Linked DNA regions of Homo sapiens: region 1 is linked to region 2. A link is a contact called in ENCODE Hi-C or POLR2A ChIA-PET data. All regions are on one chromosome and are shown on one strand. The core of a region is the stretch at or near the end of the contact, and the rest is flanking DNA. Distances in the headings are between cores, read along the strand shown. Region 1 holds the start of ARNT2-DT (ARNT2 divergent transcript). Region 2 overlaps FAH (fumarylacetoacetate hydrolase).

The links. A loop is a pair of places that touch in the nucleus more often than their neighbours do. ChIA-PET counts read pairs that join two places held with the same protein, here RNA polymerase II (POLR2A). Pooled maps may share reads with other maps.
Region 1: a loop to region 2 is called in a pooled map, with 2.2 times the contacts of the local background. The contact joins the promoter of ARNT2-DT here to the enhancer-like site in region 2. A Hi-C loop is called at or near these places in 1 of 168 maps with a recorded cell type or tissue (ovary) and 1 of 50 pooled maps. POLR2A ChIA-PET finds 5 or more read pairs at or near these places in 1 of 52 experiments (IMR-90).

Annotation. Positions count from the first base shown.
Region 1 is chr15:80,402,072-80,406,959 of GRCh38, forward strand. It overlaps ARNT2-DT (ARNT2 divergent transcript), which reads right to left and starts at 2,125. Exons shown (of 6, transcript NR_184070.1): 1 at 1,920-2,125; 2 at 1,431-1,514. It overlaps ARNT2 (aryl hydrocarbon receptor nuclear translocator 2), which reads left to right and starts at 2,311. Exons shown (of 19, transcript NM_014862.4): 1 at 2,311-2,475. The coding sequence starts at 2,445. RefSeq lists an enhancer at 1,742-2,242.
Region 2 is chr15:80,172,649-80,177,140 of GRCh38, forward strand. It overlaps FAH (fumarylacetoacetate hydrolase), which reads left to right. Exons shown (of 14, transcript NM_000137.4): 9 at 366-496; 10 at 2,368-2,443. Among named protein-coding and RNA genes, the nearest start is that of FAH, 22 kb to the left of the region's middle. Within about 2 kb of position 1,628, at least 12 of the 41 ENCODE cell types and tissues checked have a DNase peak (open chromatin) inside an H3K27ac peak, as active enhancers do.

The DNA of each region.
Region 1 (4,888 bases), core at 875-3,374, 230 kb after region 2:
GACTGGGGGAGAAGATGAAATGTCTCCTTTGTGAAAATCTAAACGTATTTATTACGTACCAAAAACCACAGCACGGCCGACTCCAGACTTGGGAAGTGTCTAGCAGTTGTCCACGTGTCGCCTGTCTTTTATTGCAATGGACCAGTGCAAGAAGTAGGAAGCTTGAGCAAGATCCAGTTTTAAAGATATCAGCCGAGTAACATTTAGAAAAATGGGCAGAACACAACAGCAGAGTAAGAAAGTAAAACTTGTCAACAAATTTGTATGGTTAAATGTGTGTGTGCGTAAGAGTCATGTTCACTCATATTTTATTTTTTAGGGATGATATTAGAACTGTATTTGGAGACAAAATGAGCCATGGGTCCTGGCTGAAATGCTAAACTGATACATAAACACCAAGGAGAGGAACTTGCTTCCTTCTAAGGGGTGTGGAAAGTTGGAGAATAAAAGAGCCTCGTGGGATAGGGGGCAGTGATGCCAAGTGCTATTTATGGGCTATTTATGGGCCACCAGAGATTGAACTGCCTGTGGGGAGAAGGATCCAGAAGGGACTCTGGGTAGCAGAAATATCTGAGATGGAGTTTTACCTTTTTTGATGTGGAGTGAGTGAAGAGAGCCTCCTCTTTTACTTTCCTTAAGAAATCTTCAGTCCAGTATACGTTATACATTAATTAAGTTGGTATTTTGAGTGTGTTGCTTTTCGGGGTATGTAGAAGAGAGGCTGAATTCTCATTTGGCTTGATGTTGGAATCAGGAACAGTCAACTTTGATACGGGGCACAAGAGCGGGCCATAGCTGATACCCTGGTTTCTCTGTCTGGGCCTGGCCTATCTTGTGGCTGGGTGCACACCTGCTTTATTTTTTACTTGAAATGTCTTCTTTTTCCACCTGTCCTACTCATGTCTTCAAAGCCTAATTTTCATTTTCCCTGATCACTCCACCTCCTCTCTGCCCTCATTCATTCATTAGTGACTACAGGCTGGAGATGCCAATTTCAGGGCTTCTGCCCTAAGCCCCCAAGGGAGCTGTGTGCTTCTTGAGTGCAGATACTTTGTTTCACTCTTCCCCACTCTACCCCCCAAACCAGAAGAACAGAGCTCCTGTTTCTTCCTTTCCATGGTAGGCCCAACACCTGGCTTTGTGCCTGGCACACAGCAGACATTCAACATTTGTAGAACTGATAGACTATTAGATTAGTAGTGACAAATACTCCCCGAAGAAAATGCTTATTTGAACATACATCCCAAATTTTCTGCCCTCCAGAAAATGCTTCCTTGGAAGGATTTAAGACAGTTTGATGTCTCTGCAAACATTATCTGCGTTTAGGGACCAACTTGCCCTTCTCAGCGTTCACCTGGGATGTCTTTATTCTTCCATTTAACCTTTACAGGGGACCCCGATGGTGACGTGTCCTTCCTAGGGGCCATTACCTCTCTCAGGGATCCTAGTGTCTGGTAGAAAACAACAGCTCCAAGTTCTCTGCATCCAAACTTCGCCAGGATACGCAGATAAACCTATTTAAAAAAAAAAATCTTTTTAAATTCTCAACTTGGTGGTGTAAATAAGGCCCTTGCAGCGCCCTCAAGTAATAATCAACGGCAGTCATTATGGAAGGAGGGTAGAGATGAGCGCCTTACTCAAAGCCAAGACATTCACAATTTCTCGGGCCGGCTGCCTGTGCCTGGGCGTGTGCACTGTGCACTCCGAAGCTGTGTGCGGCGGTGGCCTTGGAGGTGCGCGTGGCCTTAGGAATTCCCGCGGTCGGGCACCCTCCGCTTAACACCGGGCCGTGTCCCCGGCCTGGGAGCCGAGCAGCGCGGCTCTGGCATGCTAAGTGGGCAGCACTGGGGCGCCTTTGTTCCTCGCGGCCGTCTCCCAGGACCGGCTTCCCTCTGAATCTAAATGGGCTTCTCCCTCACCCGCTCCGCCCTGGCCTCCTGGCCTGGGCACGGCGCCCCTGGGTAAAGCGCGCCCGGACACCTGGGGCGTGGGCGTGCGGGGGCAGCCCGGGCTAGGCGAGCGCGGGAGAGGCGCCTGCGGTCCCAGCCCGGCCAGGCCCGAGCACCTGCGCGAGCCCGAGGGAGCGCCCGGCCCTCTGCCCCCGCCAGTCGCCGGCGCCCAACTTGGGGGTCCCGCCGTCCGCAGCCCCAAGTCTCGCGGTGCTACCGCTCTGACCGGGGAGCCGCGGGCCGGGCGCCCCCCGCCGCGCGACAAAGGCTGAACCGGGAGGAGGAGGCCGAGGAGGGGGAGGAGGAGGAGAGAAAGGCGGGGACGGCGAGCGGCCGCGGCGGCGGGGAGAGCGGAGGGAGCGCCGCCCGCCCGCGCCGTCCTTTGTGTGGCGGCGGCGGCGCCTGGGCCTGACCGGGTCCCCGGGGCTGAGCGCCGGGCTCCGCGCCGCCCCTCCCGCGCCCCTGCCAAGCGGGCGCCTATCCTCTCCGAGCAAGATGGCAACCCCGGCGGCGGTCAACCCTCCGGGTGAGTAGCGGCCTGGGCCCCGCCGCCCGCCGCAGCCCGCAGGCCTTGCCCGGGGCCGGAGCGGACCAGGCGCGCCGGGCGCCCCCGGGGGCGCGGAGCCGCAGCTCGGCGCGGTGGGTGGTGGAGCGGCTGTCACTACGCGGCAGCCGCAGCATCAGCACCAGAGCGGCATCTGCATCCCAATCGCTGCCCATCCGGTCCCGGGCAGGCGCCGGTCCGGACCCGCGGGCGGCCGGACGCTGGCCTCGCATCCTCGGGAACCCGAAGGGCAGGCCCGGGAGCCCCCGAAGTTCTGAAAATAACCGCCTTTGCCTTCCCCATCCCACGCATTTTTCTCTTCCGGTCCCGGCTTTTGTGGCATCACGGCGTCAGCCAGTCCTGGCTGGTGGAGGGCTCCGCGCTGACGGAGGGAAAAGTTTGGAGCTGGGATTCAACAGGGTACAACTCCCGGGACTCTCCCCTGCCCGCCCCGCCCACTAAGCGCTGGTCCTTTGCGCCCTTTGCGACTGGCTGCTGTGTGTCCTAACCCTCCGGGGGCACAAAACACCCAGCCTGTGGTCACCAGCGTGGAGCAGCCCTGGTCCTGCCCAGGTGACATCCTCTGCTTTCTGGTCTGACCTGTCCCCAGGGTGCAGTCTGTGACAACTGAGCTCATTAGGAAATATTTCAAAAATGGAAGAGTTCTTGATCAAGTGGCAACATTGACTTGTTTTGGTATTGTAGTAGGGAAGTTCCGTTTTCACTGGGAAAGTTCCCTACCTGATGAGCAGGGTGTGGGAGAAGAGAAACGTGAACATCTAAGCTAGTACAAACTTTTGGGTGTTGTGCAGAGGCTGCTGTGGGCACGGCAGGTTGCTGGGTCCCTGTGGAAGATGCAGGGAGAGTCACAGAGGGCGGCCCCCAGGAAATTCCCAGCAGAGGGAGGTCATGTGTTGGAGATAGGGAGGGTCGGGGGAGGAACAGCAATGCCTAGCAAAGAAAAGTGTCTCTCATCATAGAATTAGGAATGAAAGATCCCTTTCATCTAAGGCGGCCAGGGAAGGCTTCTGGAGATTGGACATTTCGGCTGAACCTTGAAAACGGGAATGTTTGAATATACAGAGCCAGTAGCAGAGGGGCATTGCAGGCGTAAGTAACAGTGGACTTGCTCTAAGCAAGTGCAGAGGTCAGTGAGTAGTTGGTGCACTGGGGATATAAGAGGCAGCAGTGGGATTTAACACTGAGTTGTTTGGATGTGACCAGGCTTTAAAGGACAGACTGAGGAGTATGGACTTTCTCTCTCCACATTAAGGGAGAGTCCTCTGCACACTTCCTAAGAACCAGAAAAATAAAATAAAATAGAAAAGAGAGAGAGAGACAGAGAGAGAGAGAGAGAGACCTCAATGGTATTGAACAAGGAAATCGCATGATCACTTTTTCTGGAAGACTGATTTGTCAGCTATGTCTAGGAAACATTCTAAGGAGGGAACAAGACTTGAGACAGGGAGGCCAGCATGAAATGAGGCAGGTGCTGGGGAGGCCAGAATTGGTGGCCATGGCTGGACCAGAGAGGAAGGAATGCACCACTGGGCGGGTAGAAGAGTTCCAGATTTGGCACTGATTAGATTTGGAGTAAGAGTAAAGGAGGAGGCCAAGGAGAGACAAAGGGGAGGTGTCCATGGAGACACCAAGGTGAAGAGCCTGTGTAATTCCAAGGAAGGCAGTTCCATCAGCAGAAATAGGGACTCTTGGAAGAACAGACAAGGAGGCCTCTGTCCAGAACACTGAGGAGGAACGTGGCTGGTCTGAAAACAAATCTGTGCCAGTTTGCCTGTGACTGAAGCTGCAATTTCAACCCATTCAACTACTTCAAAATCAATGGAAAATTGATAGATGTAAATGTTATGAAATTAGAAAAAGCAAAAGATGTTAAATGAAAACATTTTAGTCCAATATACACTGGGAACAGGAATAAAATCCCTGGTGATTTACATAATTTCTATGCCAGGACATCATTGTTTAAAACTTTTTTGTCCATTACATTGCTCCATGAGCTACATGGACTAAAGATCTAAAGATGGAGTAACTGCCCCTGGCCCCGTGGTGTGAAGCACAGGAAAGCCTGTGCCTGTGCCTTGGACTGCGGGAGACTTGAATGGTACAAGCATAGGGTATTGTTGGCGTTGCTAGTCAACACCTGGCCAGCTTGACAGATGCTTTTCTCTGTTGACAGCTATACCAGAGATCTTCAGCATGGTGATAATTTCTCAAGGGAAAATTCCTTGAGGTGATCACCTTTCCTTTTACCATCATTTCTTTTACTGGTCCCCTGAGGATGATCCGTGGGGATGTGTTATTATTGCCCCATGTGAATCTCCATCTTTTTCTTTGGGAGAAAGGGTTTAATTTTAAGGGACATGGCTCAGGGTTTGAG
Region 2 (4,492 bases), core at 378-2,877:
CAGTCCAGCTTCTGAGCCTGAGCTCTCAACCCTTTGCCATACGTGGGAGGAAGATGGCACCATAAGCCCCAGAAAGTGTCTCTCTCATAGTTTGAGAATGAGCTTCCAGCCCCTTCCTGGGAGATATCCTGACCACCGTTTGGTCATCCTTCTCTTTGCTGTAACCTGGCACAGTGCCCTCAAAGGACCTCTGTCCTTGGCATTGAATGCTCTTGCCCCTTTGTCCTGGGGCAGCCTGACTGGGGCTGATCTTTGTGGAGATGGCAGTGCTAGGTGTCTCTGCTCCTTGGTCAAGGGCAGGAGGGGGTCGTTGGGAGATGCCCTGATCAGCCTTTGTAAGTCCTGGCTGTGCCCTTCTTCTGCAGCACGAGACATTCAGAAGTGGGAGTATGTCCCTCTCGGGCCATTCCTTGGGAAGAGTTTTGGGACCACTGTCTCTCCGTGGGTGGTGCCCATGGATGCTCTCATGCCCTTTGCTGTGCCCAACCCGAAGCAGGTAAGCACATTCTCTGCAGGAAGCTCCCAAACCCAGCCCTGCTGCCTCTGAGGCTGCTTGCCCACTGAGTGGACATGCCAGGCATGCAGACCATCAGGAGGGAAGCTCTGTGCCCACGGCATGCCCACAGCAGAGTGCCTGGGAGTTCCTGGCCACGATTACTTCCAGGCAGCCAGGGCATCATTCTCCCTTGTGGTTTCCCTGGCCCTGGCACAGTTCTTGGAGAAAACACAGAATTTTGTAACCTTAAGAATCTTGCAAGACCCGGGGGATCTGGCCAGTTGGCAGGAGGAGTCCCTGCAGGTACCAACATTGCACAACCTCCCAGGTGGCCATCAAATCTTGTTCTGTGCAAATGGCGCCACCTGGACCCCAACTCATAGAATGCAGCTTGGAGCCCAGCAACAGGGAGTCCCTGCAGCCTCTGGTTCCCGGCACCGCTTGGTCTACCACTGGGTCTAGGCCTTGACCCCTGGTTCCAGTCCTCCCTTCTCAGCCTGTTGCAATCTGCCCCACTCCATCACTGGCAACACCTGGCCAGAGTCACCTGTGACCCGATAGTCAGTGTCATGACCTTGTGTCCCCTTCAGCATGGACTTCCTGTGGCCCCTCACTCTTGTTGGCATTCCCTCACCCCTTGGTTTCTGGCATGTGACCTGTCCTCGTTCTCCAGTGTCTCTGAGTCCTCACGATGCCCCTCTCCAATTCTGACCTCCCTGTGGGGATCCAGGCTGAGCTCCCAGCCATTTGCACATCCTCGCTTGAGCATCTCACCACGCATTTGCTGGGGGCCTCTACCAACACCCGGTGCTGGTCCTGCACCCACACTGCTCTCCCATGCTCCTCTGCCTCTGGGGTCATCTCATGTTTGCTGTGCTACAAACAACCCTGAGGTCTTTCCTTGCAAGCCAGTTCTAGTGAAGTCCTGTGGGGCTTTCACCCTCATCCCTTGCTCTCTCCTCGCTGCTCCCTACCACAGCACCCCCTGCCCACCCTGGTCATTTTCAGTCGCCAGGACTTGACTTTCTCTCTAGCTGGCAGCGGCCTTGTCTAGTCTCCCTAGGGCTGCAAGGCCACAGCCTCTCTTTGCTTGTCCTCCAGTCATCTGCCTTCTTCCGGGTCGGTCATCACAGGGTTTTGCCTGCCTTCCTCTGTGCCAGCCCTTCCCCAACACCATTTAGGTACAACACTACTATTCCCCCTCTGAACTATTATTTACTTAATGTTTTCCTTCAGAGTGGCTCCCAGTTTAAACTTAATATATTAAGAAGGGAACTTTATATTCCTACTGGCATCACTAGCTACACTGTTTCATAACCATTAGTATCACCAAAAACGATCTCATGTCCCGTGGGTGACTCATGTACCATGCTTTGGAAAACACTGCTTTTGGCCGGAGTGCAGGCGTTCTGGCCCAGCCATCCAAGCTGCCTCCCTAGCTGGCTCCAGCACCAGCCAGGGCTGTCTACTTCTGTTGTGACCCCTCTGCCTTCCAGGGGCCCTGCAATGCGCTTTCAGGCCCAGCCTTTCCTCACAGGCCAGGCTTTGTTCTCCATCTCGGCCTGTCTGCTGCCCACCTTCCCTTTCTCTCCCCTCCTGTGGCTTTCAGGAACATCTCTGGTTTGGCTCCTGTGACCTTTGACCTGCTGATGCCCCTTCCTTGGCTGCATTTCCTAGAGACCCACAGTATGATCCCCCCTACTGCTATCCAGGGACACAGTGCTGGGTCCCTGGAGAGGGAATGCTCCTGCTGTCTCAGACCCTCTGCCTAGGGGAGCAGGTGCTGCTGGGGGCCTGGCTGGTATGGGGGCCCAGCCGGGTGAGCTCAGCCCACCTGCCAGTGACCTCTGTGCTGTGCTTTGCCCTCTCAGGACCCCAGGCCCCTGCCGTATCTGTGCCATGACGAGCCCTACACATTTGACATCAACCTCTCTGTTAACCTGAAAGGTATGTTGTAGGGGGACTGACATGGCCAGGAGCTCTGAGGCAATGTGTGCCTGTGTGCCTTGTCCTGAAGGCTCCTGAGCTTTGGCAAGGGTGAGGGCACGTGCTACAGCCCTGGAGATGTGTGTGGCTCGTCTAAAGGAAAGAGGAGGGGAGGGGAGGGGACACCCTGGTGCTCACTGGGAACCTAACTGGGCCCATAGGGCATTAACCCTGTCACTGAGCTCTCAGTGGTAGGGCTGAAAGGATGGAGTCCGGGACTTCCATCTTCTGCTTGAATCCCCTCCCCAGCCTCTCCAGGGGCTGCCTGGCTCCTGCTCACATATCGCCACTGACCCTCACTTCCGTGGTGGGTGGCACATTTCATTGAGTGCCTGTTTGAAAGCATGTCCTTGTGGGTCTGTTCGCTTGGCTGAGCCCCTGGGGCCACACAGAGCCAGCGCATCAAGACCCCAGATTCCCACCATGGGCCAGCCCTGAGTGTCTTGCAGACAGACCCGAGATCCCCACCCTGGGCCAGCCCTGACATAGACAGGGCCCACATCTCCCTGTGGCTGCTCAGCCCGCCTCCGCGAACAGGCCCAATGGGGCGTTGGTAATAAAGAGACTGGCTCTGCAGGCCATGACTCTGCTGCTCAGCTGTGGGACTTTGGGCAAGTTGCCAAACCTGGCCATGTCCTCATTTGTCATCTATGAAATGGGATAATAGCGGCGTTGACCTCATGGTGTGTTGTGAGGACCAAACATGTCAATTCATGCAAAGGTCTGGGACAGGGTCTGTACCTAGAAAGAGTCAGGTGTCATTTTCCAATCCCAACGGGGGCCCTCGGATGGGGAGGGTTTGCCTGGTGGCCACACACAGACCTCCTAGCCACACTCTGGCCAAATCTCCTTTTTAGCTCCATTCCATTCCTTTTTCTTTTCTTTTCTTCTTTTTTTTTCCCCCGAGATGGAGTTTCACTCTTCTTGCCCAGGCTGGAGTGCAATGGTGCGATCTTGGCTCACCACAACCTCTGCCCCTGGGTTCAAGCGAGTCTTCTGCCTCAGCCTCCTGTGTAGCTGGGATTACAGGCATGCGCCACCATGCCTGGCTAATTTTGTATTTTTAGTAGAGATGGGGTTTCTTCATGTTGGTCAGGATGGTCTTGAACTCCTAACCTTAGGTGGTCTACCCACCTAGGCCTTCCAAAGTGCTGGGATTACAGGCGTGAGCCACCATGCCCGGCCAGCTCCATTTCTTTCTTCTGTCTGCTCTGTCTGTACACTCCAGGCTTTGCCATGTCTGTCTCACTGTCAGTTCCAGGGTCTCGGCCCTTCATGAGGTGGTTCCTGTCAGGAGGCGCAGTACACTGCAGGAGCTGTCGCCATGGGAGCAGGATGCTCCATGGAGAAAGAGCTGTCACAGAGAGCCTCCTGGCTGCCCAGGGCCCTCTGGGAAGCTGTGCTGGGCCCGCTCTTTCAGGTTCCAGGTCAGGAAGCTGAGGCTCAGAGAGGAAAAGGATTCACCCCGAGCCACCTACCTGGCTAATGGCAGGGCTGGGACTCAATCCAAGTGTGTCACAAGTTCTAGGTTGGCCTCCTGCCACCCACAATGCGTGCTTGGAGTATACTTTCTATCTGGTTTTGTCCTCAGTATTCCTGGCTGCCTAGAGGTGAACCTGCCCGCCCGGGGGAGGCCACTGGTAGAAAAGGGACAAGATTATCCAGAAAGCACAGTGTCCAGAGATGTAGTCCTGCATTTGCAGTTCTGATGTTCTGAGTTGGGATCTGGGCGAAAGGGTCTGGGGAGGAGCAGCCTTGGCAGACCCAGACCTCGCATGGCTGAAGAGCACACCTGTTCTGTGCCACCTCAGAGGGGAAGTTAGGACCAAGGGAGGAAGCCAGGTTTTGAGGGAGCAGAGGAGCTTTCTACTTATTAGTGCTGTTCAGAAGTGGAACGGCAACAGCCCGGTACCTTGCATGTAGTAGATGTTTAGTAAATATTGTTTAGTACGTTGTGAAGTAGCACACTGCCCATCACTGGAGGAGCTCGGCAGGGGACAGATGACCCAG